2 separate regions of the Homo sapiens genome follow, and region 1 is linked to region 2. A link is an interaction called in ENCODE POLR2A ChIA-PET data of the cell type or tissue named here. Cell type or tissue: Caco-2. All regions are shown on one strand. Each heading gives the region's core, and the rest is flanking DNA. Links, peaks and the distances in the headings are about the cores only. Region 1 has its middle 26 kb from the start of LINC01305. Region 2 overlaps OLA1 (Obg like ATPase 1).

Region 1 (12,100 bases), core at 1,890-9,889, 61 kb before region 2:
CAGAGCAAGACTCCATCTCAAAAAAAAAAAAAAAAAAAAAAAAAAAGATGATTGCCTAGCCAGAGAAAGAAATGAAGGGCATCCAAGTGGGAAGGAGAAAGTCAAAGTCAAATTGCCCCTGTTTGCAAACAACATGATCTTATATATAGAAAACCCTAAAAGTGCCACCAAAAACTCTTAGAACTAATAAAAAAAAATTTAGTAACATTGCAGGATACAAAATCAACATACAAAAATCAGTAGCATTTTTATACATCAACAGTGAGCAAGCAGAAGAAGGAATCAAGAAAGCAATCCAACTTTCAATAGCTACCAAAAAAAATTCATGGGAATAAATTTAACAAAGAAGGTGAAAGCTAAAGATCTTTCTCTATAAACTACAGGAAAACTATAAAACACCGATGAAATAAATTGAAGAGGACACACTCAAAAATGGAAAGACATCCCATGTTCATGTTTCCAATATTCTTGGAAGAATATTGTGAAAATGACCATACTATTAAAAGTGATCTACAGATTAAATACCATCCCTATCAAAATATTAATGACTCTCTTCACAGAAATAGAAAAAAAACCTTAAAATTTCTATGGAACCACAAGAAGCCATGAATGGCCAAAGCAATCTTGAGCAAAAAGAACAAAATTGGAGGCATCACACTACTGGAATTCAAAATATACTACAAGAGCTATAGTAACAAAACAACATGGCACTGGCACAAAAGCAGGCACACAGATGAATGGGACAGAATAGAGAGCCCAAAAATAAATCCACATATTTGCAGTTAGCTTATTTTCAACAAAGATGCCAAGAACATTTATTGGGGAAGGGGCAGTCTTTTCAATAAATGGTGCTGGAAAACTGAATATTTGTATGTGAAAAAATAAAACTAGACCCCTGTCTCTCACCATATTAAAAAAAAAAAAAAGCCAGGCATGGTGGCTCATGCCTATAATCCCAGCACTTTGGGAGGCCGAGGTGGGTGGATCACCTGAGGTCGGGAGTTCAAGACCAGCTTGACCAACATGGAGAAACCCCATCTCTACTAAAAATACAAAATTAGCCAGGTGTGGTGGCACCTGCCTGTAATCCCAGCTACTCAGGAGGCTGAGGCAGGAGAATCACTTGAAGCCCGGAGGCAGAGGTTGCAGTGAGCCGAGATCACGCCATTGCACTCCAGCCTGGGCAAAAATAACGAAACTCCATCACAAAAAAATGCAAACAAACAAACCTCAAAATGGATTAAAGATTTAAATGTAGGCTGGGCACAGTGGCTCACACTTGTAATCCCAGAACTTTGGGAGGCCAAGGCAGGTGGATCACTTGAGGACAGGAGTTCAAGACCAGCCTGATCAACATGGTGAAACCCTGTTTCTACTAAAAATACAAAAAAATTAGCCGGGCGTGGTGGTGGGCGCTACTCAGGAGGCTGAGGCAGGAGAATCGCTCAAACTCAGGAGGCAGAGGTTGCAGTGAGCCGAGATCATGCCATTGCAATCCAGCCTGGGCAACAAGAGTGAAACTCTTTGAAACTCCATCTCAAAAAAAAGAAAAAAAAACAAAAAACAAAAAAAGATTTAAATGTAAGACCAAAAACTATAAAGACAGGAGAAATGCTTCAGGACATTGCCTGGTCAAAGATTTTTATGGAAAAGACCTCATAAGTATAGGCAATAAAGGCAAAAACAGACAAATGGAATTCTGTCAAATGAAAAAGCTTCTGCACAGCAAAGAAAACAATCAACAGAGTGAAGAGACGACTTACAGAATGTTAGAAAATATTTGCAAGCTATTTATCCAGCCAGGGATTAATATCCAGAGTATACAAGGAACTCAAGGAATGCAAACAACTCAACAGAAAAAAATAAATAAATGAAAAATAGGCAAATGAGCTGAACTGATATCTCTCATTCAAGAAGATATACAAATGGCCCACAGGTATATGAAAAGATGTTCAACATTACTAATCATCAGAGAAATACAAATCAAAACCACAATAAGTTCTCTTACCCCAGTTGGAAAGGCTATTATTAAAAACAAAAAACAAAAACAAAAAAATACCCAACAAATGCTTGTAGGGAGGTGGAGAAAGGAGAACTCTTTTTTTTTTGAGATGGAGTCTCTCTCTGTTGCCCAGGCTGGAGTGCAGTGGTCCGATCTCGGCTCACTGCAGGCTCCGCCTCCCAGGTCACGCCATCCTCCTGCCTCAGCCTCCCGAGTAGCTGGGACTACAGGCGCCCGCCACCGTGCCCGGCTAATTTTTTTGTATTTTTAGTAGAGACGGGTTTTCACCGTGTTAGCCAGGATGGTCTCGATCTCCTGACCTCGTGATCCACCCACCTTGGCCTCCCAAAGTGCTGCGATTATAGGTGTGAGCCACCGCGCCCAGTGAGAAAGGAGAACTCTTATGCCCTGTTTGTAGCCATATAAATTAGCAGTCATTATGGAAAACAGTGTGGACGTTCCTCGAGAAACTAAAAATAGGCCAGGCACAGTGGCTCATGCCTGTAATCCCAGCACTTTGGGAGGCCTAGGCAGGTGGGTCACTTGAGATCAGGAGTTCCAGACCAGCCTGGCCAAAATGGTGAAACCCCATCTCTACTAAAAATACAAAAAATTAGCCGGGTGTGGTGGCGGATGCCTGTGATTCCAGCTACTCAGGGGGCTGAGGCAGAAGAATAGCTTGAACCCAGGAGACAGAGGTTGCAGTGCACCAAGATCGCGCCACTGCACTCCAGCCTGGGCAACAGAGCGAGACTCCCTCTCAAAAAACAAACAAACAAAACAAAACAAAAAAACCCAAAAACCCCTAAAAATAGAACTACCATATGATCCAGCAATCCCACATCTAGGTATATATCCAAAGGAAAGGACATCAATATGTCAGAGAGATATCTGCACTCTCATGTTTATTGTGGCACTGTTCACAATAGTTAAGACATGGAATCCACCTACATATCCATCAACAGATGAATGGATAAAGAAAGCATGGTACAGGCTGGGCACAGTGGCTCACATCTGTAATCCCAGCACTTTGGGAGGCTGAGGCGGGCAGATCACCTGAGGTCAGGAATTCGAGACCAGCTAATGCAAAATTAGCTGGGCATGGTGGCGGGCGCCTGTAATCCCAGCTACTCAGGAGGTTGAGACAGGAGAATCGCTTGAACCCAGGAGGTGGAGGTTGCGGTGAGCTGAGATCGTGCCGTTGCACTCCAGCCTGGGCAACAAGAGTGAAACATCATCTCAAAAAAAAAAAAAAAAAAAAAAAAAAAAAAAGCATAGCACAGCTACTCGGGAGGCTGAGGCAGGAGAATCACTTGAACCCGGGAGGCGGAGATTGCAGGGGGCCGAGATTGGGCCACTGCACTCCAGCCTGGTGACAGAGCGAAACTCCGTCTCAAATAAAAATAAAAATACATAAAGAAAGCATGGTATAGGGCCGGGTGCAGTGGCTCAAGTCTGTAATCCTAGCATTTTGGGAGGCCGAGGCAGGTGGATCACCTGAGGTCAGGAGTTCGAGACCAGCCTGGCCAACATGGTGAAAACCCATCTCTACTAAAAATACAAAAAATTAGCCTGGCGTGGTGGCGGATGCCTGTAATCCCAGCTACTCAGGAGTCTGAGGCAGGAGAATCACTTGAATCTGAGAGGCGAAGGTTTCAGTGAACCGAGATCAGACCACTGCACTCCAGCCTGGGCAACAAGAGCAAAACTCCGTCTCAAAAAAAAAAGAAAGAAAGCATGGTGTATATGCACAACAGAATACTGCCATAACAAATTAAAAAATTCTGTCATTCACAGCAACCTGAATGAACTTGGAGGACGTTAGGTTAAGTGAAATAATCCAGACAGAGAAAGATAAATACTGTGTGTTCTTCCTCATACGTGGAAGCTACAAAGTTGATCTCTTAGAGATAGAAAGTAGAATAGTGGTTACTAGAGGCAGAGATGAGTTGGTGGGGAGGGGAAGATAGGCAAAAGTTGGTTGACAGAAGTAAAAATACAACTAGGTAGGAGGAATAATTCCTGGTGTTCTATAACACTACAGGGAGACTATAATTAACAACGATTTATTGTATATTTTCAAATAGCTAGAAAAGCAGATTTTGAATGCTCCCAAAACAAAGAAATGATAGATATTTGAGGTGACGGATATGCTAATTACCTGGATTTGGTCATTATACATTGTACACATGTATCTAAATATCACACTGTACCTCATAAATATGTACAATTACTATGTGTCCATTTAAAATAATAATAAAAGCAAAGAAAACCCAAAATAAAAAAAGATGATTGTTAAAAGTAATAACAGAGTATGAGGTTTACAGCATATGTGGAAGTAAAATGTGAGACAACAATAGGAGAAAGCATTGGTTTGTTTGGAGGGGAGGCTAAGGGGTTCAGCATTGCCCGGGATCTCTACCTGTGACTGAATAGTATGCTAAACTCAGTAGAAATATTATAACACCTGTCTGGCCCAGAGGCCAAGCCAATTTTCCAATTTGGTAGTTATAAAACCAAGCCATTGTTTTTTTTTTTTCTTAAGGAAAACAAAAACAGCCAGGCACAGTGGTCCACACCTATAATCCCAGTGCTTTGGGAGGCCAAGGTGGGAGGAGTGCTTGAGGGCAGGAGTTGGAGACTCACTTTGTGCCAATGTTGCATCGAACAGCTGAATTGCCTAACATTTTTCATTGATTTGATGAATTGTTTGGATATTGTACAGATACAGGATTTAAAATAAATTCTTTCTTTAAAAATTGAGTGGTCAGGTGCAGTGGCTCACACCCAAAATCCCAGGGCTTTGTGAGGCCAAGGCAGGAGGATAACATGAGGCCAGGAGTTTGAGACTGCAGTGAACTGTGATCGCACCACTGTACTCCAGCCTAGGTGACAGAGCAAGATCCTGTCTCTAAAAAAGAAAGAAGAGAGGAGGGAACCGAGGCCCTCAGTCTGGTGATGTTGGTATTGGCTGGGCTGAAGACAGTCCAGAACTCCAGGGCGCTAGCCTTTCAGCCACAAAAAATCCTGTCTCACCCAAGGACCAGAACCCACCGAAAAGATCCGCATTCCCCACGGGTAATTTCGTGCTCCCAAAATGGGATACAAAGTGGTCATATTTGACATTTCTGTTGTCAGAGCCTTGTGGGAAACTTGTGTCAAGAAGCACAAGTTTGGCAGAAGAAGGAGGCAGAAAGTCTTGAGAAGAGTGCATCAGAAAAGACAAAGGAGGAGTGGCCCCTTGAGGTCAAGTGCAGGAGGAAAGGCATCTCCTGGGCTGAGTACTGGCTGGGATAGTGGCTTCATAGACATTCATAGCATGCAGCTTCTGGAAAAGATAGAAAGGAAAGCTCTCACAAGGCAGAGTTCACTTCCCAAGGACAGAGGCAAATGGAGCAGTGTGTTTGTGTTTGGACTTTCTGGGGAGTACTGGACGGAGCTGCCAGATTTGTTAAAGGAGCAGACGCACCTGAGAGAATGGCATGTATGCGACACCCTGATTCAAATTACTCCCACATATATTGAGCTGTTTCAAGCGATGAGAATTCAGGATCTGCCAAAGAAACAAATCTCACATTTTCCAGCTAAACTCAGTTGTTTGAAGAACCTGAAATAACTCAATGTGAGTTTCAACTATCTGAAGAGCATTCCTCCAGAGCTGGGAGATTGTGAAATCTAGAGGGACTGGATTGTTCTGGAAATCTGGAATTCACAGAGCTGCCTTTTGAATTAAGTAATTGGAAGCCAGTTGCATTCGTAGATATCTCAGCAAACAAGTTTTCCAGTGTCCCAGTCTGTGTCCTGAGGATGTCTATTTGCAGTGGTTGGATATCAGCAACAATAACCTGACTGCCTTGCGGCAAGATACAGGCTGGAAGAGCCGCAGGGCTTTCTCTTGTATAGAAGCAAGTTGACCTACCTTCCTTACCCCATGCTTAACCTGAAGAAGCGCACCTTGTTAGTCGTCAATGGGGACCACTTGGTGGAGCTTTCAGCTGCTCTTTGTGACTCCTCCACACCTTTAAAATTTGTAAGCCTTATAAACAATCCCCTCCTTTTTTTTGACAGAGTCTTGCTCTGTCACCCAGGCTTGAGTGCAGTGGCACGATCTCAGCTCACTGCAACCTCCACCTCCTGAGTTCAAGCGATTCCTCCACCTCAGCCTCCTGAGTAGTTGGGACCAGAGCTGTGCACCACCACACCTGGCTAATTTTTGTATTTTTAGTAGAGATGGGGTTTTGCCATGTTGGCCAGGCTAGTCTCGAACTCCTGGGCTCAAGTTTTCCGCCCGCCTTGGCCTCCCAAAGTGTTAGAAATATAGGCATGAGCCTTGATAAAGAATTTATGAGGCTGGGTGCGGTGGCTCATGCCCGTAATCCCAGCACTTTGGGAAGCCAAGGTAGGTGGATCGGTTGAGGTCAGGAGTTTGAGACCAGCTTGGCCAACATGGTGAGACCCTGTCTCTACTAAAAATACAAAAATTAGTGGGGTGTGGTGGCACGTGCCTGTAATGCCAGCTACTCTGGAGGCTGAGGCAGGAGAATCACTTGAACCCAGAAGGCAAAGGTTGTAGGGAGCCAAGATTGTGCCACCACACTCCAGTCCGGGTGACAGAGTGAGGTTCTGTCTCAAAAAAACAAGAATGTATGAAAGCCTATATTGAAGATCTTAAGGAAAGAGAATCTGTCCCAAGCTATACCACCAAAGGGTCTTTTAGCCTTCAACTTTGATATCATCCATCAGAAGACAGCAAAGTCTCACTATTCTGTGGAGCTTTAAGTTTTTGTGTTATGGGTCATGTCATGTAGGAAGAATGGCTTGTGCTTAAGGACAAAGTCTAGAAACCACTATCATAGTTGTTAAGAAAAGTGATTTTCAAATGTCAAATATATGAATACCTCCCTCCAAAAAATTTTTTAAAAAGAGTAAAAATAAATGAGGCTACATTATTTGGCCTTAAAAGATATCAAGCCTAGAAATTGTAAAAACTTCTTAGGCTTTTATGATAAAATACTGAGAGAGGAACTAATTATGGTCTGGAGTTTCATTGGCTGTTAAAACCTATGGAATGTTGCCTGGCTCCTAGTGCTTTTGTGTTGTATTCTAATGTATGATTTTGCTTTTGAAACTGTTGGGAAGGTTGGAGGTCAATTGAATTGTTTATTCAAAGTTGTAAATGCAAATAGTTTTCTCACCGCTAGAATTAGGAATCTTTGAATGAAAGTGAGGATTTCCTTAAAAGTTAGCAGAAAAAGTTGGCTTTTATTTGGAGACATGTTAGGTTAATTACAGTCTTAATTTGATGGAGTACAATGGAGGTCTTTTTAATGAACATGCAGAAGCTGGAAATATTATACTCTATAACCTGTTATCGACCTACCAAATAGGTGAAGAAAAGTTCTAGGTAGAAAATTAAGATTAATATCAATTACATTTCTTTGTGAGGCATGTTTTTATCTTAGCTATTTGGACTCTAGCACTTCATCTGGAATATGTAATTGCATACTTGATAACTGCGGTCAGTGGATAGCTCCCGTGCTAATTTGTAAGATTATTGCATTAATGAGCTCTTGCTAGTTTATGTGGCAATAAGAAACACCCCCAAATCTCAGTGGTTTATGACAACAAAGGTTTATTTCTCCCTCTTGGTACATGTCAGCTGCAGCTTAGCTCAATGGGTATTCATTTCAGAATCCAGGTTGACGGAGTAACACAGATGAAAGACATTCGTTACTGTGACAGAGAGAAAAGAGTACAATGGCTAAGCCATGCAATGTCTCTTTAATTCCTGTTTAGATGGTAAACATGGCTTATGCCTCACATTTCATTGGCTGAAGGAAATCACATGGGTTAACCTAACCTTAATAGAGTGGGGAAGTCTGCACCTGTAGGAAGGCACTGCAAGTCACATGGAAATATGTAGGATATAAAATTCTCTTATGGGAAGTGTGGGGAATAATCGAGAACAAAAATGCAGTCTTCCACAGTTATTAAAAGAAATATGTCAAATGAAGAAATAATTCAACAGACTGTTCTGGTCTCAGCATTCAAATAAGACCAACCTGGTGGTCTATGTAATATCCTTTCAGGTTTTATCACCACACTTTCAATTTCAGAATCATGCATCTTATAGTGAAATACAAACCCTTGCTACTCAGTGCTAAGGTGTTTTTTAGGTGGAAAGATAGGGGAGAAAAACCTCCTTAACAGGACCAACCACTAGTTCTGCCAAAGAAATGACCATTCTCTCTAACAGCAATGCCCAAAGCATTTCTTCCCACATATGGCTCACATGTTCTTTTTAAATGTATAGCAGTCACCACCCTTCACAGTCCTTATTACTATTTGTAACTTTGTCCCTTAAAATGTATCCTCTACTCAAAATCTTTTCTCAGGAAGCACTGTCACTGATGTTTTTCCAGTATTCTATTGAGATGCCACATTGAAGCAGAATGTCAGTGTATATCCTTATAGCAATTCTTCTGGCGGTAATCATCCTGCACCCCCACCTTAGCTTATCAGAGCTAACTGTTACCCTGATGCCACACATATCCACATCTCATGTCTTGGGCAGGGAACTGTTTTTTGTTTGGTTGGTTGTCTTTTTTTTTTTTTTGAGACAGAGTTTTGCTCTGTTGCCCAGGCTGCAGTGTTGTGGTGTGTTCTCGGCTCACTGCAGCCTCTGCATCCCGGGTTTGAGTGATTCTCTTGCCTCAGCCTCCCCAGTAGCTGGGACTACAGGTGTGCACCCCCACACCTAGCTAATTTTTTTTTTTGTATTTTTAGTAGAGATGGGGTTTCACCACGTTGGCCAGGCTGGTCTCGAACTCCTGACCTCAAGTGATCCACCCACCTCAGCCTCCCAAAGTGCTGGGATTACAGGCTTGAGCCACTGTGGCCGGCTGTTTGGTTGTTGTTGTTGTTGTTTTGAGATGGAGTCTCGCTCTGTTGCCCAGGCTGGAGTGCAATGGTGCGATCTCAGTTCACTGCAACCTCTGCCTCCCAAGTTCAAGTGATTCTCCTGCCTCACCCTCCTGAGGAGCTGGGATTACAGGTGCACACCACCACGCCTGGCTAATTTTTGTGTTTTTAGTTAGAGATGGGATTTCACCATGTTGGCCAGGCTGGTCTCGAACTCCTGACCTCAAGTGATCCACCTGCCTTGGCCTCCCAAAGTGTTGGGATTACAGGCGTGAGCTGCCACACTCGGCCTGTTTGGTTTTCTTTTGAGACAGGGTCTTGCTCTGTTGCTCAGGCTGGAGGGCAGTGGCGCCATCGTGGCTCACTACAGCTGCAACCTCCCAGGCTCAGGCAATCCTCCCACCTCAACCTCCTGAGTGGCTGGGACTACAGGCGCACACCACCACACCTGGCTAATTTTCAATTTTTTTGTAGAGATGGAGTCTTCCTGTGTTTCCCAGGCTGGTCCCAAACGCCTAGGCTCAAGCAATCCTCCCACCACAGCCTCCCAAAGATTATAGGCATGAGCCATTGTGCCCAGCTGGAACTGTTTTTGATGAGCTCAGCTACCACACAGATTTTTTGTTTGTTTGTTTTTTGAGACTGAGTCTCGCTCCGTTGCCCAGGCTGGTGTGCAGTGACACTGTCTTGGCTCACTGCAACCTCTGCCTCCCAGGTTCAAGCAATTCTCCTGCCTGAGCCTCCCTAGTAACTGGGATTGCAGGTGCCCACCACCACGCCTGGCTAATTTTTGTATTTTTAGTAGAAACGGGATTTCACCATGTTGGCCAGGCTGGTCTCGAACTCCTGACCTCAAGTGATCCGCCCACCTCGGCCTCCCAAAGTACTGGCATTACAGGTGTGAGCCATTGTGCCCGGCCACCACACAGATTGTCTAAGTCTTCATTTGTGCTTCAAGAATTTTGGTATGATATCAGATTTTATATGTTTTTGAAAGAGATTGAGCCCCACTGTAGTTTTAAATACCTTAATTTTCATCTGTTGCTTGATGCCACCCTGTTTTTCAGTTTCCATTGTGATATGATGAACTTTCTGATACTGTTGCTTAATTTTGCTTTTTAGTGCATATGGGAGAATCACTCCCTAAACTCTCACTTTATCTTTAGAGAGAAAAGTGTCAATCAGTATTATTGGGTGAGATGAGTCATCAAAGAGATTCTGGGTAATAGGTAGACCTGATACAGTAGGTAAAGGTGAGATTGTTCTTTGGGCTTAAGAACTTGCCTGTGATCTTTCCCAGGCACATGAGTGAAGAGTTTGAGGTTTCTGAGAGATAAAAATGAGCAACTGAGTGGATGATCCAACAGAGAGGCATAAACTTTGAACTTGAAGGGTCATAAATTCTTCTGCTTGCCCTGGTGGGATGCTGACATAAGATGGAACACTCACTGTGGAAACTTGGATGAATGACATTGCTGAGGAAGCAAATGTTCCTTAAAAGCCTTCACAATACACCAGCAAAAGGGCTTCAGAAACCCGAAAAGGGATGGAGAAAGATGGTCAGATGACAAAAGTACAGCCCATCTTCATCAGTGTGAAAGGACTGACTAGCCAGTCAATACAGGATTCCTCCAAGGAATTTTTAAAAATCACTTTATGGAGGTATGATTGAGACACAAAAACTGTATGTATTAAATGTATATAATGATTAATTTGGAAATATGTATACGCTCCTGAAACCATCATCACAATCCAGGCCATAAACATACATATCTATCACCTCCAAAAGTTTTCTTCCTCTCCCGTTATTTATTTATTATTATTTTTTGTGCTAAGAACAGTTAACATAAGACCTACACTCCTAGAAAATATATAAGTGTACGTTACAGTACTGTTAACTATAGGCGCTATGCTGTGTAGTAGGTCTCCAGAACTTATCCATGTTGTGTAACTGAAAATTTGTACCCTTTGACCAACAACTTCACATTTCCCCTTCTACCAGTTTCTGTAAACCACCATGCTGCTTTCTGCTCCTATGAGTGTTACTATCCAAGATTCCTCATATAAGTGGGATCAGGCAGTTACTCATTTTTCCATGTCTGGCTTACTTCACTTAGCATAATATCCCCCAGGTTCATCCATATTATTGCAAGTGGCAGAGTTTCTTTATTTTTTAAGGCTAAATAATATCCTATTTTATGCATATACCATACTTTCTTTATCCATTTATCCACTGATGGATATTTAGGTTACTTCCATATATATATTTTGGATATGTGGCAATATATACATATTTGCAGATTTTTTTGACATGCTGATTTCAGCTCCTCTACAAATATATACTCAGAAATGGGATTGTTGGATCATATGGTAGTTCTCTTTTTAATTTTTTGAGGAGTTTCCATACTGTCTTCCATAGTGGCTGTACCAATTTACATTCCCACTAACAATGTATTGGGGTTTTCTTTTCTCTCTATTTCACCAACACTTTTGTTTTTTTGTTTTGTTTTGTTTATATATAATGGTCATTCTAATGTGTGTGAGTAATAGCTCCTTGTGGTTTTGATTTGCACTTCCCTGATGGTTACTTATGTTAAGCGCCTTTCATATACATGTTGGCCATTTGTATGTCTTCTTTGGAGAAATAGCTATTCAGATCTTTTGCCTATTTTAAAGATGGATTGTTTTTAGTTTTTGTTTTTGCTGTTAAGTTGTAGGTGTTCCTTATATATTTTAAATATTAACCCCTTATCAGATATATGGTTTGCAAATACATTTTTTCTTTTTGTAGGTTGCCTTGTCATTTTGTTGATTGTTTCCTTTGTTGTGAAAAAGCTTTTTAGTTTGGTGTAATTCCACTTGTCTGTTTTGGCTTTTGTTGCCTGTGCTTTCGGTGTCATATCCAAGAAAACATTGCCAAGAACAATGTCAAAAAGCTTTTTTCCCTATGCTTTCTTCTAGAAGTGTTATTGTTTCAGATGCCCACTCTCACCATAGTGGGAGAGTACTGGAATAGTACTATTAATAGAAGAGTTAGGGTTAAGGTTACTAGTACTAAAAGGCCGAGTCACAGCAATTAGGCAAGAAAAAGAAAAAGAAATAAAAGGCATCCAACTTGCAAATGAAGAAGTAAAACAAGTTCTGTTTGCAGATGACATGATCTTATATATAGTAGAC
Region 2 (12,100 bases), core at 1,604-9,603:
GTAAACAACTATTTACCTATCATTTACATTGCATTAGGTATTATACTACACCATTGTATATAAGGGACTCAATCTGCTGGAATCTTAGAACCAATCCCCTGCAGCTATGGAGGGACGACCATAGCTTTTTAGTCATAGAGCATAATGAAATTAATGTACGTGGAAGTAACCTAAAAATATTTTATTATTCAGAATAAGTGTGTGTGCTGTTTACACTTTTAAATAAAATGCTTTCCCCTCCCAGTGTCATTGAGGTATACTTCACAAATAGTAAAATTCACTCATTTTAAAGGTACAGTTTAATGAGTTTCGGCAATTGTATTTGGTTGTAAACACTACTTTTTGTAGAATGATCTTACTTCACACAACTGTATCAGGTAGGATTCTTTGTAAGCAACACAATTCTGGCTGTTTTCAGCAGGAAAAAGAGGTTTATTGGAATAAGTGAATTACAATCTGAACAGCCAGGCCTCAAGAGGGATAAGAGCCAAGTGGTGCTGGCAGAAATGGGTCCATGTGGAGCTCAGCCATGTGAATCCCTGGATTTCTGGGTGTTTCTCATTTCCTGTCTCTCCTGTAATTCCAATTCCTGAGTAAGGAAATCCGACCGGACTTGTGTGCTTCTGTATAGATCTACAAGATATAGATTGTGGGAGGGAGACGGTTCTCTAAAGGATGGCCTGCTGATCAAAAGTAAGGACATTCAGTACAAAACCATCTAGAGAATCTCTTGGTTTTTAGCTGGGTGAATAGGAAGGCTTACTTTTTAGTCTGCATAAGGCTGATGACCCAGAAACTTAGAGGTAATATTTATAGCTAATCAGATATTGAACATTTACTATATGCCAATCGCTATTTTGAGTACTTTATATATATTATCTAATTTAATAAGTGGTTTGACATTCCCCTCCATTGCAATTTAAATTCTGTGAAGGTAGGAAGGTACCGATTGTCTCGTTCTTGCTTATTGGTATATTTCTAGTGCCTAGACTGGTGTTAGAAACATAGTAGATATTTAGTAATTATTTGTTAACGGGACACGATGGTGTTAGGAACATAGTAGATATTTAGTAATTATTTGTTAATGGGATACATATTTCCCCTTTGACGGCTGGATGTAGATTTAGTGATAAGGAGACATGTTTTTGTTTTTTGAACAAGATTTTATTCTCTTGCCCAGGCTGGAGTGCGGTGGCATGATCATGGCTCACTGCAGCCTAAATCTCCCGGGCTCAAGCAGTCCCTACTCCTCAGCCTCCTGAATAGCTGGAACTGCAGGCACACAAAACACCGTGCCTGGTTAATTTTTGTATTGTTTGTAGATGGAGTTTCACCATGCTGCCCTGAGGCTGGTTTCACAGCCTGACCAGCGTGGTGAAACCCCATCTCTACTAAAAATACAAAAATTAGCCAGGTGTGGTGGCACGCCCCTGTAATCCCAGCTACTCAGGAGGCTGAGGCAGGAGAATTGCTTCAACCTGGGAGGCGGAGGTATCAGTGAGCTGAGATCGCGCCACTGCACTCTAGCCTGGGTGACAGAGCGAGACTCCATCTGAAAAAAAAAACAACAAAAACACAAAAAAGCCTGTCTCCTTGCCCCGTGTGGTGGCTCACGCCTGCTGGAATTACAGGTGTGAGCCACCGTGCTGGGCAATTAAATGACCTCTTTTAATGAAGTAGAAAGAATATGGAGATTTGGTTTCTAGTTCTGTACTGCTTTTTCTTACCTGAGTGACCCTTTATAAATGAGCTCCTGTTGGAGCAGTGTATTATTGTGGTTGTGAGGCTTAGAGAATATTGGGGGCGAAAGTACGTTTTGATACAGTGTTCCAAACTTCTTTATTTCTGTGAGGGATAGCTCTTCTTGTTGCTATCCACTGCATCAGATGGGATTAGGTTCAATTAAGAGCATCAGAAAACCCCAGATAACCAGTTTTTTTTCTTCATGTAAAAATGTACATTTTGCAGTCATAGCTTGGTATAGTGGACCTGCTTTATGAAGTCCTCAGGAACCCATGCTCCTTTCACTTCACAGCTTGGCAATCCCTAGGATGTGGCCTCATCCTCATGGTCTAGAGCTAGGGTTCCCGAACCTCATGCTGGGGACTGGTACCGATCTGTGGCGTGTGAAGAACCAGGCTGCATGGCAGGAGGCGAGCAGCAGGCGAGTGAGCATTCCCACCTTAGCTCCACCTCCGGTCAGGTCAGCAGCAGCATTCGATTCTCAGAGGAGCGCAGGCCCTGTTGTGAACTGCGCATGCAAGAGATCTAGGTTGCACGCTCCTTATGAGAATCGAACTAATGCCTGATGATCTAAAATGGGGCAGTTTCATCCTGAAACCATCCCCCACACCCTTGGTCCGTGGAAAAATTGGCTTCCATCAGCCAATTCACGGTCCAGTCCCTGGTGCCAAAAAGGTTGGCGGCTGCTGGTCTAAGGTGTTGTGAATTCCAGGCAGCTGGTTATCCGAAGGGTCAGGGGGCCAAACTTGACTAGCAGCCTTTTTCCTGTAAACTGCCATACCATACTTCTGCCAACATCCCTTTGTCCAGAATTTAGTCACAAGAATTTAGTTGCAAGGAAGGCAAGGAAATGTAGTCTTTATTTTGACAGCCACATGTTTGGTTAAAAATTCTGTTACTCTTGGCTGGGTGCAGAGGCTCACGCCTGTAATCCCAGCACTTTGGGAGGCTGAGGCAAGCGGATCACTTGAGGTCAGGAGTTTGAGAACAGGCTGGCCAACATGGTGAAACCCCATGTCTACTAAAAATACAAAAATTACCTGGGTGTGGTGGCGCACGCCTCTAATCCCAGCTACTCGGGAGGCCGAGGCAGGAGAATGGCTTGAACCTGGGAGGCAGAGGTTGCAGTGAACCAAGATTGTGCCACTGCACTCCAACCTGGGCCACAGAGTGCGACTCTGTCTTAAAAAGAAAAAACAAAAAACGATTACTCTGAAAGAAGGGGAAAATGGATATTATGGGCAACTAGTATACTGTGTTCAAACACTCACAAACTGCCCCAGGAGAGTAATTGTCTTGTTTAGCTGATCCTTCTGGGAATGCATTTTGGTGTCCCTGCAAATTGCCTTCTCCCAAATTTCTGCAGACCAATCACAGCGTCTGTGAAAGCCATTTACCATTGCTGAGGGAAAAGGTTGTAGAAAATGCTAAAAAAAAGAAAAAATCACAAGAGAATTATCACCATTGTATAGTTATCTGTTGATGTGTAGCAAACCATTCCAAAAGTTCATGGTTTAAAATAGTAACAATTTTTGTTCGTCGGGAATGTAGTGAGTTAGAAAGGTCTTCTGCCAGTCTCATTGGGATCCCTCATGTGACTGCATTCAGCTGGTGGCTAGTTGAGACTGAAAGATCCAAGATGGCCATTTTAACAGATCTGGGGCCTTAGCTGGATTGACTGGAAGTCTGGGGCACTTCTCTTATACTTGGCCTCATTCTCTTTCTAAGTGGTCTCTAGACCAAGCTTCCTTATATCTTGGCGTCTGGCTCTCGAGAGAATGGAGGTGTGGCAGTGGCATAGCAAACTTACACAGAAATCTTTTGGTCAAGGCAAGTCATGACACCAGCCCAGAGACATGGGGAGAGGGGAAATAGACTCTACCTCTTGATGGGAGGAGTGACAAAAAATGTGTGGCCATCTTCAATCCACTGCAGTCCACTATTTTCCTGATACAAAATATGTGATGTCTATGTGTTCCTAGAAGTCTGCCTAGTTGATTCTTAGCTCACTTGTGTTTTAGAAGCTCCATTCTTGATTGCTCAAAGGAACTCACAGGAGGAAAATTATTCTCTAGGCTGCAAATACTGATGATCTGAGTATTTTCATTCTAAAGAGCTGATAAAATTAAGCTAAGAGTCAGATTCCCATGTCTACCGAGAAGACAGGTATCTATGGATATCAGAGATATCTCTTGATGGCTTGTGATTTTGAGCATCTTTCCATATGTTATTGGATATCTTATGTAAAAAGTCTTTTTTTTTCTTAATGATTAGTTTTTTATTCTGGATATGAGTTCTTTGTTGGATATGTATTACAATGATCTCTTGCCAGTTTGCTTGACTTTTCACTTAAGATTAAATTAAAAAAAAATTTGAGCTGGTCTCAGTGGTGCCCACATGTAGTCTCAGCTACTCAGGAGGTTGAGGTAGGAGGATACCTTGAGCCCAGGAGTTCTGGGCTGTGTTGTGCTATGCTGATTGGGTGTCTGCAACGCCACCCACAGTGGTGATCCAGTGTCAGCACTAAGTTCAGCATCAATATGGTGACCTATCAGGAGTGGAGGATCACTAGGTTGTCTAAGGAGGGTGAACTGGTCCAGGTCAAAAACAGAGCAGATCAAAACTCCTGTCCTGATGGGTAGTGAGATCTCTGAATAGCCACTACACTCTAGCCTGGACAATATAGTAAGACCCATATGGAAAAAAAATTTCTTTTGAAATAATTTCATGCTTAAAAAAACTCACAGTTGCAAAAATAGTTTTAAAAATTCCTATTTAACCTCTGCTTGGATCCCCTAAGTGTTAAAATCTTTATAACTATAATACAATGATCAAAATCAGGAAATAAACATTGATTTACTAATTGTCCCTCTAATGTCCTTTTTTTGGTCCAAGATTCAATCCATAATTGTATGTTGCATTTAATTGTTTTTTGTTTTTTTTTTGAGATAGAGTCTCGCTCTGTCATCCAGGCTGGAGTACCTTGGCCTGATCATAGCTCACTGCAGCCTCAAATTCCTGGGCTCAAGTGATGCTTCCACCTCAGCCACCTGAATAGCTGGGACTGCAGGCACATTTTATTATGTCAGGCTAATTTTTAACTTTTTTTTTTTTTTTTTTTTTTGTAGAGATGGGTTCTCACTATGTTGCCCAGGCTGGTCTCAAACTCCTGGCCTCAAGTGATCCTCCCACCTCGTCCTTCCAAGTGCTGGGATTATATGCATGAGCCACTGTGCCCAGCTGCATTTAAGTGTTTTGTTTCCTTAGTTTCCTTTAACCTGGAACACATTCTCAGTCTCTTTTTGTGTTTGATATCCTTGACACTTTTGAAGAGTACTGGCCAGTTATTATGTACAGCTCTCATTTGGGGTTTGTCTGATGTTTCCTCATAATTAATTTCAAGTTATGTACTTTTGAGCACATAAGTGACATATGCTTTTCAATACAGTGTATTAGAAAGCACATGATGTTGATTTGTCCATTTTTGGTGATATTAACTTTGATTGCTCGTTGGTATCTGACAGATTTCTTCACTGAAAGGGTTATTTTTCCCATTGCAATTAATAAGCATCTTGTAGGGGGTCCTTTGAAATTTTGTACATATATTGTTTCTCATACTTTTGCCCCCTAATTTTGGCATGTGTTATTGATTCTTACTGAAACAGTTATTATTGTGGTGTTTGCCAAATGGTGATTAAAAAATATCCCTTATTTCTTCTACATTTAGAAGAAACAATTTGTAGAAGGAACAATGGAACTTCTATTGTGTAAAATCCTATTGTACAAAAGAGTTTCCCATTTATTCATGTATTTGATTATAATTTATTTATATCAGTATAGATTCTTAATTTATTCTTTTGGTTATAATCCATTACTGTTGTTATTTTGTCACTCTAATTGCCCATATTTGGTGATTAGGAGCCTTTATGTTCACTTATATTCCTTTTGACATGTCCTCTTTATTTTTTGAGTGCTTTCTACTTTCTGACACCACAGTATCTTTCAGTTATATACAACATATTTTATATTTCAGTACAATATGTTATTTGTACTCTGTCTGCTTCAGCCTTAGGATACATAAATTTTTATTTAGATATATGATTTTATTTCTCTTAGGTATATATTTAGAAGTAGAATTTCTGGGTCACATGTGACTGTATATTTAACTATTGAGGACTGCCAAACTGTTTTCCAAAGTGGCTGCACCATTTTATGTGCGCACAGGTGGTGTATGTGGGTTCCAATATTTCACATCCTTGTCAACATTTGTTGTTATCTTTTTGATTATAGCCAAGTTGTGAAGTTTTTGATTGGTGTTTTTTCTCTTTTTTTTTTTTTTTTTTTGGACATAGAGTCTCACTCTGTTGCCCAGGCTGGAGTTCTGTGGCACAGTCTTGGCTCACTGCAGCCTCCACCTCCTGGGTTCAAGTGATTCTCCTGCCTCAGCCTCCTAAGTAACAGGGATTATAGGCATGCGCCACCACCAGGTAATTTTTGTATTTTTAATAGAGCCAGGATTTCACCATGTTGACCCAGGCTGGTCTCAAACTCCTGACCTCAGGTGATCCGCCTGCCTCCGCCTCCCAAAGTGCTGGGATTACAGGTATGAGCCACCGTGGCTGGCCAATTGGTGTTTTCTTGATGGCTAAGAATATTGACATCTTTTCATGTGCTTATCACTTCTTCATTTTGAAAGATATTTTCACTGGGTAGAATTCTAGGTTAACAGTTATTCTTCTAGTGCTTTGAAGATAATCTTCTACTTTATTCCCTTTCTGGGATGCCTATTACAGACAAGTGCTGCATAATGATGTTGGTCAATGACTGACTGCATATATGACGGAGGTCCCATGAGATTATAATGGAGGTGAAAATTTTCTATCACCTGGTGATACTGTAGTTGTGGTAATTTCATAGTGCAAGGCATTACTCACGTTTGTGGTGATGCTAGTGTAAACAAGCCTGTGCTGCCAGTCATATAAAAGTATAGCATATACAATTATGTACAGTACGTAATACTTGATAATAAATGACAGTTACTGGCTTATGTATTTACTATAGTTAATTTTTGTTTGTTTGTTTTTTGAGACAGAGTCTTGCTCCATTGCCCAGGCTGGAGTGTAGTTGCCTGATCATAGCTTACTGCAGCCTAGAGCTCCTGGGCTCAAGCAATCCTCCTGCCTCAGCCACCTGAGTATAGCTGTGACTACAGGCACACGCCACCCCACCTGAGTAATTAAAAAGATATATTTTTGTAGAGATGGGGACTTCCTGTGTTGCCTAGGCTGGTCTTGAACTCCTGGCTTCAAGCGATCTCTTTGCCTCAGTCTCTTTGTGCTGGGATTACAGGCATTAGCCTCCATGCCCAGCCTATACTGTAATTTTTATGGTTACTTTAGAGTGTACTCTTTCTACTTATAAAAAAAAAAAGTAACTGTAAAACAGCCGTTGGCAGTTCCTTCAGGAGGTATTCCAGAAGGAAGCATTGTTATCATAGGAGATGACAGCTCCATGTGTGTTATTGCCCCTGAAAACCTTCCTGTGGGACAAAATGTGTAGGTGGAAGACAGTGATATTCATGATCAGACTCCATGTAGGCCTGGGTTAATGTATGTGTTTATGTCTCGGTGTTTAACAAAAAAGTTTTTAAAAAAAGCACACATTTTAAAGATATAAAAAAGCATATGGAATAAGGATATAAAGAAAAAATATTTTTGTACAGCTATACAGTGTATTTGTATTTTAAGCTAAGTGTTATTACAAAAGAGTCAGTAAGTTAAAATTAAAGTTGATAAAGTAAAAAGTATTGGTAAGCTAAGGCTAATTTATTGAAGAAAGAAAAATATTAAAAAATAATTTTAGTGTATCCTGAATGTACAATGTTCATAAAGTCTACAGTAGTGTGCAGTAATGTCCTAGGCCCTCACATTCACTCACCATCACTCATTGACTCACCCAGAGCACCTTCCAGGCCTGCAAGCTCCACTCATGGTAAGCGTCCTATTTCACTTTTATATGTATTTTTACTGTTCCTTTTCTATGTTTAGATATATAGTACCTGCCATTGTGTTACATTTGTCTACAGTGTTCAGTACAGTAACATGCTGTACAGGTTTAGCCTAGAAGCAATAGGCTATCCCATATAGCCTAGGTGTGTAGTAGGCTGTACCATCTAGGTTTGTGTAAATATACTCTGTAATGTTCGCACGATGATGAAATTGCCTAAGGACCCATTTCTCAGAATGTATCTCCATCATTAAGCGATGTATGGCTGTAAATGCATGTTCTTCCCTAGATAGTATCCTGCTGAAGCTCTGGTTATTTCTTTCTCCAGTCTTTTTCTCTCTTTGTGCTTCATTTGGATACTTTTATTGCTGTCTTCAAGGTCTTTTGCTTGCAGTGTCCAATCTTCTGTTAATCATGTCCAGTGTATTTTTCATTTCAATTTCATTTTATTTCAAATATTGTATCTTTTTAACAATAATTTTATTTGGATATTATGTGTTTCATTTTCTTCCTCACTGTCTTTATATTAGCTTTTATATCCTTAAGAAAAATTTTAAAAGATTTGTAACATTTATTTTAAGGTCCTTTTATGCTACTTCATCTCTCATTACTATATTTGTATTTACTGACTTTTATCCTGATTTTGGTATATATATTTCTGCTTTTTTGCATGTCTTATAATTTTTATTGGATTCTATACACTGTGGATTTTATGTTAAATGCTAAATATTGTTGTTTTCCTTTAAAGAGTGTTGGACCTCGGTATGGCATTTAGTTATTTATGTATCAGATTAATTGTTTTGAGTCTTCTTATGATGGATTAATATGATTTTGTGCTCTGGTGCTACTTAAGCCCTAGTACTAAGACTTGACCCTTTTGAGGACTCTATCCAAATTCCCTTGTATTACAGGATCTCTCCACTGTGGCTCATAGGAATGTGAACTGTTCCAATCTCCATGTGAGCCCTGAGAACTGTTCATCCTACTCTGTTTGGGTGGTTCTTTCCCTGGACTTGTAGTGATTGAATTTACTCATGCGCAAATCATTACTTAGCTGCGTTCTTGAGGGGACCCTCTGCAGCTCTTCAGAGCGTTTTCTCTGTGCAGCTCCCACCTTTCTAGTATACTCTCCCATAAATTCTAGCTGCCTTGGCCTCCTAACTCTCATCTTAGTCTCTTCAACTTGGTGTGACTACTGGGTTCTGTTGGTTTCCCCTCTTGGAATGGTGACTTTGAAAGCATCAGTAGGCAGTAAGCTGGAGCAATTGTAGAGCTTAGTTTATTTGTTATTCTTCTCTCAGGGAACACAGTCCTGTGATGCATATTGTCCTTTGTGTGAAAACTATTATTTCATAGATTTTTGTCTGGTTTTCTAGCTCTTTGTAGCAGGAGGGCAGTTCTTGTAGCAGAGGGGAAGCAAAACTCCCCAAAACCATTTTAAATGAATTTAAATCTTACTGTCTGCTTGTCAATATTCCAGAATGCCTGTTCTTTCATAGAAATCTATGATTTGGGACTTATTTACTTTCTCTTTTTAATATGTTCTGAATGATCTTTTTGAATAACAGATCTGTTTTCCTAATCACTCTTTCCTAGTATTCAGCAGTAACTGTGTGCCTTAGAGGTACTTCATAGATTAATGGGTTTTACGTTTTATTTATTTATTTTTTTCCCAAGACAAAGTCTCGCTCTGTTGCCCGGGCTGGAGTGCAGTGGTGCGATCTCCACTCACTGCAACCTCTGCCTCCTGGGTTCAAGCAATTCTCCTACCGCAGCCTCCCACGTAGCTGCGATTACAGGCATGTGCCACCATGCCTGGCTAATTTTTGTATTTTTAGTAGAGATGGGCTTTCATCATACTGACCAGGTTGGTCTTAAACTCCTGACCTCAAGTGATCTGCCCGCCTCTGCCTTCCAAAATGCTGGGATTACAGGCTTGGGCTACCATGCCCCGCCTAGTTTTAAAATTTTAAATGAGTTTCTTTTTCAGAATTCTAATCTAGTCTGTATTGCTGTATCACCACATAATTTCAAATAATTTTTTTTTTTCTCCTTAAGGTACAGTTGAGGGCTGGGCATGGTGACTCATACCCATAATCCCAGCACTTTACGAGGCTGAAGCTGGCAGATTGCTTGAGTTTAGGAGATGAAGACCAGCCTGTGCAACAGGGTGAAACCCTGTCTCTACAAAAAATACAGATATTAGCCAGGGGTGGTGGTACGCACGTGTAGTCCCAGCTGCTTGAGAGGCTGAAGCGGGAGGATCTCTTGATCCTGGGAGGTCAAGGCTGCAGTGAGCCATGTTCATGCCACTGCTCTCCAGCCTGGGCAATAAAGTGAGACCCTATCTCCAAAAAATAAGAAAGTTAAAAAAGAAATTACAGTTGACCCTTGAACAGCTCGGGGATTAGGAGCACTGACCCCTGGCCCAGTCAAAGATTTGTGTGTAATTTTTGATTCCCCCAAAACTTAACTACTAATAACCAACTATTGACTGGAAGCCTTACCAATAACATAAACAGTTGATTAAGCTATATTTTGTATGTTGTATTATTCTATACTATATTCTTACAATAAACTAAGCTAGAGAAAATAATGTTATTAAGAAAATCATAAGGAAGAGAAAACGTAGCTACTATTCACTAAGTGAAAGTGGATCATCATAAAGGTCTTTGTTGTCTTCATGTTGAGTGGGTTGAGGAGGAGAAGGAGGTGGAGGGTTTGGTCTTGCTGTCTCAGGTGGCAGAGGCAGAAGATAGAGAGGAAGTGGAAGGAGAGGAAGGAGGGGCAGGCACATTCAGTGTAAATTTTATTGAAAATAATCTGTGTATAAGTGGACACATGCACTTTGAACATGCATTTCAAACCAGTGTTGTTCAAGGGTTAACTGTATTTGCTTTACTAAACCACAGACTTTATTTGGATTTCACCAGTTTTCCCACTAATGTCCTTTGTCTTTTCCAGTGTTGAATACCATGTTGTGTTTTAGTCTTCATGTCTCCTATCTCCTCCAATCTTTGACAGTTTCTGAATGTTTTATTTTTCCTGACCTTCAAAGATTTATTTTTGAAGAGTACTGGTTAGGTATTTTGTATAATATTTATCCATTTGAGTTTGATACTTTTTAAAGAAATTATGGTAATAAACACATAATATATGGCCACGCACAGTGGCTCACGCCTATAATCCTAGCACTTTGGGAGGCTGAGGCAGGAGGATCACTTGAGTTCAGGAGTTCAAGGCCAACCTGGCCAACATGGCAAAACCCCATCTCTACTAAAAGTACAAAAAATTAGCTGGCCGTGGTGTCATGCACCTGTAGTCCCAGCTACTCTGGAGGCTGAGGCATGAGAATCGCTTGAACCCAGGAGGCGGAGGTTGCAGTAAGCCGAGATCGTGACACTGCACTCTAGCCGGGTGACAGAGTGAGATTCTGTCTCAAAATAAAAAATGTAATATATTATACAATTTACCATCTTAATCGTTTTTTAATGTGCAGTTCAATTGTGTTAACTGTATTCATTGTTGTATAACAGATCTCTAGAACTTTTTCATCTTGCGTAACTGAAACTGTATACCCATTGAACAACTTCCCATTTCTCTTTCCCCCCAGCCCCTGGAAACCACCATTCTACTGTTTCCATGATTTTGACTACTCTAGATATCTCATATAAGTATATTCATATTTGAGTATATGAATATAAGTGGAATCATAAAGTGTTTATACTTTTGCGACTAGCTTATTTTACTCAGCATAGTGTCCTTAAAGTTTATTCATGTTGTAGCATGTGACAGGATTTCCTTCTTTTTAAGGGCTGAGTAATGTTCTATCATATGTAGATAACATTTTCTTTATCCATTCATCTGTTGATGGACATTTGGTTCTACCTCTTGGCTATTATGAATAATGCATCAATGAACATGGGTTTGTAAATATCTCTTTGAGATCCTGCTTTCAACTCTTTTGGATATATACCCAGAAGTGAGATTGCTGGATCGTATGGTAATTCTATTTTTACTTTTTTGAGGAACCTCAAACTGTTTTCCGTAGCGTCTATACCACTTTACATTCCTACCAGCAGTGCACGGAGTTCTAATTTCTCTGTACTCTTGCCAACACTTATCATCTTGTTTTTTTGATAGTGGCCATCCTAATAATTGTAAGGTTATATCTCATTGTGGTTTTGATTTGCATTTCTCTAGTGATTAGTGGTTGAGCATCTTTTCATATTTTTTTAGCCATTTGTGTCTCTTTGGAGAAATAATCTGTTGAGAACAGACATTTCTCTAGGTGTGATCATTGCTGCTGAAGTGTTGCTGTTTTTAGGCCTTCTTCTCCGATGGAAGTAGA

The links. Peaks named below come from ENCODE experiments on the same cell type or tissue, not always from the same donor. Only the 100,000 strongest peaks of a DNase experiment are listed, where the experiment ranks them.
Region 1: POLR2A ChIA-PET joins it to region 2 with 5 read pairs; 2 of 35 experiments call an interaction of 5 or more read pairs at or near these places.

The regions. Positions count from the first base shown.
Region 1 is chr2:174,293,956-174,306,055 of GRCh38, reverse strand. It overlaps the pseudogene LRRC2P1. Among named protein-coding and RNA genes, the nearest start is that of LINC01305, 26 kb to the left of the region's middle. In Caco-2, for the core only: no CTCF peak of the experiment used is centred there; no DNase peak of the experiment used is centred there.
Region 2 is chr2:174,232,482-174,244,581 of GRCh38, reverse strand. All of the region lies in intron 2 of OLA1 (Obg like ATPase 1), which reads left to right. It also overlaps the pseudogene RN7SL65P. Among named protein-coding and RNA genes, the nearest start is that of OLA1, 10 kb to the left of the region's middle. RefSeq lists a silencer at 11,275-11,475. In Caco-2, for the core only: no CTCF peak of the experiment used is centred there; a DNase peak (open chromatin) is centred at 4,781.